2 separate regions of the Mus musculus genome follow, and region 2 is linked to region 1. The links are chromatin loops, found by intact Hi-C in ENCODE. Cell type or tissue: heart. All regions are shown on one strand.

Evidence for each region. Peaks named below come from ENCODE experiments on the same cell type or tissue, not always from the same donor. Only the 100,000 strongest peaks of a DNase experiment are listed, where the experiment ranks them.
Region 2: it touches region 1 in a loop (4-fold over the local background); 2 of 42 quality-filtered maps call a loop at or near these places.

Annotation. Positions count from the first base shown.
Region 1 is chrX:167,211,553-167,214,052 of GRCm38, forward strand. It overlaps a transcript of Tmsb4x not described here. Among named protein-coding and RNA genes, the nearest start is that of Tmsb4x, 3.6 kb to the left of the region's middle. In heart, a CTCF peak has its summit at 1,404; a DNase peak (open chromatin) is centred at 1,309; H3K27ac peaks cover 265 bases.
Region 2 is chrX:166,726,521-166,729,020 of GRCm38, forward strand. No RefSeq gene overlaps it. Among named protein-coding and RNA genes, the nearest start is that of Gm1720, 66 kb to the left of the region's middle. In heart, no CTCF peak of the experiment used is centred here; no DNase peak of the experiment used is centred here.

The DNA of each region.
Region 1 (2,500 bases):
TAGAAGATAGTATTTGCTCAATTAACCATCATCACACTGCTTCAGTTGATTCTCAGTACTTGAAGTCAGTTCCTTAACAGATGACTTGAATAACCGGTTTCCATCTCAGACAGTTGAATCTACTTAGCATTAATATTCCAGATGTCAGGGATAACTGCTGCTTCAGGGAAGGAAGCATTTAGAAGAAGATTAGCATATACTGGGCACAATAACCACTGAGGTGAGAGTTTTCAATTCCAATTAAAGGGACAAAGACAAAGATGTGAAGATACAATAATAATAATAATAATAATAATAATAATAATAATAATAATAATAGCTTCCAGAGGCCCTGGTCCCTTCAGCTGCATGGTGGATTCTGTTCTCTGGGGCCTTCCAGTGAAAGGCAAGCAAAGAGTCCACCTCACAAGCACTCTGCCTCTCTCAGCTCACAGGTCATGGCACCCTGTGAGAAACAAGCCAACGAAGTTGCCCCTCCCTGTGGAAGCTCATGCCTCAGGGATCCAGGAAGTGGCGCGAGCTGGCACTTTGTTTTCTTTTGCTTTCCAGTGTGGGCCTAGGCCAAAATTGTGTGCATTTCCAATGATGGAGCGACAGCCCATAGAAGTCTGAGCTTATGAAAATGAGTCCTATGATCTGAAACTTTTTTAGTTTTGGCCGGAATACTAATCAGAAGGAAAAAGAGGAGGAGCCAGGGACATGGCAGGGCAGGGCTGTCAGCTCTTTGCTTGTTCAAACCCAGCTCTTTTTGTCTGAGTTCAGGGCCTCCTACCATCTGCCCCACCTGCCTGCAGCCCACACTCCCCTGGGGGCTCCTACAATTGCCACCTTTCCTTCTGACGCTTCCTTACAGTTGACCCCGCCCCCTTGTACCCGGGAGAAGCTAAATCCCTGTGAACAGCCAGGAGTCCCTAGGTAACAGAAGATGAAAAGGACAAAGGAGGGATTTTGTACGTCCCTGAAGCCTTTGCATATAGACTAGGATTCAGTTCTCATCCTCTATGCACTGGATACAGACTTCCTCATTTTACTACGAAAGAAACTGAGGCTCATAAAATTTAAGCAACTTTCTCTAAAGCAAACATCCTATTAAAAGTCTATCTCCTTCCTTCGACTCCTGCCACTAGGTTCACTGAAGAGACCTTTTTCCAGCATTCTCTAGAGTTCTCACCCATGGCAGCTCCACGTTGTGGCTCCAGTACAGTAAAACAAAGGGCTCCCCCCTCACCCCCCGCCAGTGTGAGAAAAATGAGTGGAGGAAAACCGGCAAGCACAAACAAAATCAAGAGCTCCCCGCGCCCTGCCCCGTGCATGTGCAGCATTGCTAATTGCCCTGTCCTCTTCTTGATCTGAAGGAATTTCTGCAGCTTGAGTTTGCCTCTACAACATCCCCTCCAAGTGGTTACTCGGCCTCCCAGCTAGGAGAGCCGGTTTAAACAGAATCTTTGAGTCTTGCAGAGGGCAGTGAGTTTGGCAAGGGACTTGCATGGGAGGAAAGAGAGTGGCAGGAAATGTTGTTGAAAGGAAGGAAGGTAACAGGCTGAAGAATAATACTGCTTGCGAGCATGGTCATAATAAGAGCGGTGGTAAGAGCCAGCATTTTCTGACTTTCTGCTGTATCCTGGGAGCTCTCCCTGCAGTATCCCAGAAGACCTGATAAGGAGGCCCGCTATTTCCCTCACTTTGTAGATGAGGGAATTATAGAGAAATTAACAAACCCACTAAGCCAAGATCATACAGAAACCCCAGTGATGTGGTTGGGACTCAGAGCAGTTACCTTAGAAATGGCCTCATTGAAATGCAGAGTTTGGATCTTGGTCCGGGACCCACCGAACTTAGGAAATTAGTCTGAACAGGTGAGAGGGTGCGCCAGAGAACCTGACAGCTTCTGGAACAGGCGGAAGCACAGAGGCGCTGAGGCAGCACCCTGCGTGGGCCGGGGACAGCCGGCCACCTTCCGGACCAGAGGACAGGTGCCCACCCGGCTGGGGAGGCGGCCTAAGCCACAGCAGCAGCGGTCGCCATCTTGGTCCGGGACCCGCCGAACTTAGGAAATTAGTCTGAACAGGTGAGAGGGTGCGCCAGAGAACCTGACAGCCTCTGGAACAGGCAGAAGCACAGAGGGGCTGAGGCAGCACCCTGTGTGGGCCGGGGACAGCCGGCCACCTTCCGGACCGGAGGACAGGTGCCCGCCCGGCTGGGGAGGCGACCTAAGCCACAGCAGCAGCGGTCGCCATCTTGGTCCGGGACCCGCCGAACTTAGGAAATTAGTCTGAACAGGTGAGAGGGTGCGCCAGAGAACCTGACAGCTTCTGGAACAGGCGGAAGCACAGAGGCGCTGAGGCAGCACCCTGCGTGGGCCGGGGACAGCCGGCCACCTTCCGGACCAGAGGACAGGTGCCCACCCGGCTGGGGAGGCGACCTAAGCCACAGCAGCAGCGGTCGCCATCTTGGTCCGGGACCTGCCGAACTTAGGAAATTAGTCTGAACAGGTGAGAGG
Region 2 (2,500 bases), 490 kb before region 1:
AGTCATATTTGGTTGTGTATTTAGTTTCTGTTCTGGCAATATCCTAGCTGACATGAATGGATGCTTTGATGGTCCTAAGAAGATTAGCCCTCAATAATTAGGCATAATCCCATGTTCCTTTTTTCAAGACTCCTGCTGTGAAGAGCCAACAGTGAACCGTCATTTCTAGAACTTCTCAGGTACGTCTCTCCACAGGCACCATGGGGTGATGGGCATGAGCGCAAACTTAGGAGTCAGATCTTTCAGCAACTCAGTTCAGCGATTGGTTATTTTCTTTTTTTTTATTAGATATTTTCTTCATTTACATTTCAAATGCTATCCCAAAAGTCCCCTATAGCCTCTCCCGGCTCTGCTCCCCAGCCCACTCACTCCCACTTCTTGGCCCTGGCGTTCCCCTGTACTGAGGCATATAAAGTTTGCAAGTCCAATGGGCCTCTCTTTCCAGTGATGGCCGACTAGGCCATCTTCTGCTACATATACAGCTAGAGACACAAGCTCTGGGGGGTACTGGTTAGTTCATATTGTTATTTTCTTCAACTACGAGCTGAGGATGGTGATACTGTATTTATAGGGTTTCCCGTCAAATGAATCAATGCACAAAGAGGACTTCTAGTGCCTGCAATATAGTATATGCTACACATGAGAGCTATCGGGCTTATCTATCACTTGTTTTGCATAGCTTTGTGTTATCACTAATACATATGTGTGTGCACCTGTGTGCATGTGAGTGTTCGTGTACACACACACACACACACACACACACACACACACACAAACACAGAGTGTATGGGAGAGTGTTACTCCTTAGTTCCAGGACTCGTGATGGTACCAATTTGAGCATACTTAAGTAGTTTATACGAAGTTGCACAGTATTTACACATAAACTCCAACAGCCTCCTATACACTAAGTTACTTTCAATATTTAATACATTGTAAGTGCTAGGGAATCGTTGTTACACTACATTACCTTGGGGAGTAATGACAAGAAGCAGCTTTGAGGCAACTTCTTTCCTTGAATATTTTGTCTCCACATTCATTGGATCCCATTTGAAGGGCCAACTGCAAACACTTCTTTCCCTGTTGGTCTGAATGCTCACCTCAAACACTAGATTTACCTTGCACATTTTTTGGAGCCAGGAGGTGTGGAGCATAATCAGTTACAAAAACTTACCTTTGTTTTAGTTTCCTCAGAAAGAAAGACCCAAGAAAGTTCAAGCTGTTTATTTTTTATTGGATATTTTCTTTATTTACATTTCAAATGTTATCCCCGAAGCCCCCATCCCATTCCCACCTCCTCTGCTTCTATGAGTGTGCTGATTCCAGGAGATTTCACCGAATGCAGTAGGGAAGTGATGGAGAACGGGGAAGAAGAGCAAAAAAAAGCAAATACAGGTGATAATAGCAAGCAGCTTCCCACACTGGGCAAGGAACAGCCTGTGTTGTTTCATCCCCTTAGGAGTTCTCAGTTTAAGCCTGTGTCTCAGAGCACCACCCCACCCTCAAAGTTACAACCTTGCTGAGCTATTCAAATGCCATGTCCCTTCAGGCTTTGGTCCTGAGCTCCTGGGGATGGCTTGCTGAATTTATTCTCAGGCCTTTTGCCTCTGTGGGTGGGCTGGCAGCCCCAGCCGCCAGAGAATATTGACAGCCAGTTGAAAGACAGGCAGGCACACCACAATGAAAAGGCCCCATGGGCCTCCCTAGGCTCAAGTGGGACTGGATTCAACTCAGTGAATACGGCTCCTCCCTGCCCCCCTTGGGGGAGGGATGCGGAGGAAGCTATGCTGTCCAAGAAACTTTGCTTGCTCAGCAACCGGTTACTAAGAAGAGTAGGAAATTGACTTTAAGAGTGTCATGATCCAGTGTTCATGAATACCATGTTAGGTGTTTAACATGTGAAAAGTGTAAGATGAGAAGTTAGTTTATTTTCACCTAGGAGATTGGGAACCGGCATGACTGTGGGAAAACAGACCCCCTCATGTATGGTTGCTAAGAGCAGCAAACTGGCATTGAGTTTCAGATGCACAAATGTGTTTACCTTTTGGCCCAGCAATCCAATTCCTGGGAATTTATCCTACATGTCTGCCCACACAAGAATAAAGTAATGAATACACAAGTGTGTTCCTTCCAGTGTTATTGTGGTGACATCATATTGGCAGTAATTGAAGTGTCCGTCAGCAAGGATCTGTTAAATCCATGCTGACATGCTTACACAATGGAATACTATGCAGGTGTATAGAGGAATGAGGTCATTTTGCCCTACATCTATTGTTACACTGGAAAAAAAAGCCTAAGATGAATAGGCATAGTATGTGTGGTGAGACTATGGATTTCAGGGCTGACCACGAAGGAAGCATGGTTGTAAACTGCCAGCAAGCTTTAGTTAGGCAGCTTTTGGCCAGGAGACAATGACTTATTTCCTCCTTCATAAGTTAATATGAGACCTGGAATATGTTGATCAGAGAAGATGGTCAGAGGTGGAGCCTTCCAGAGATAGTCA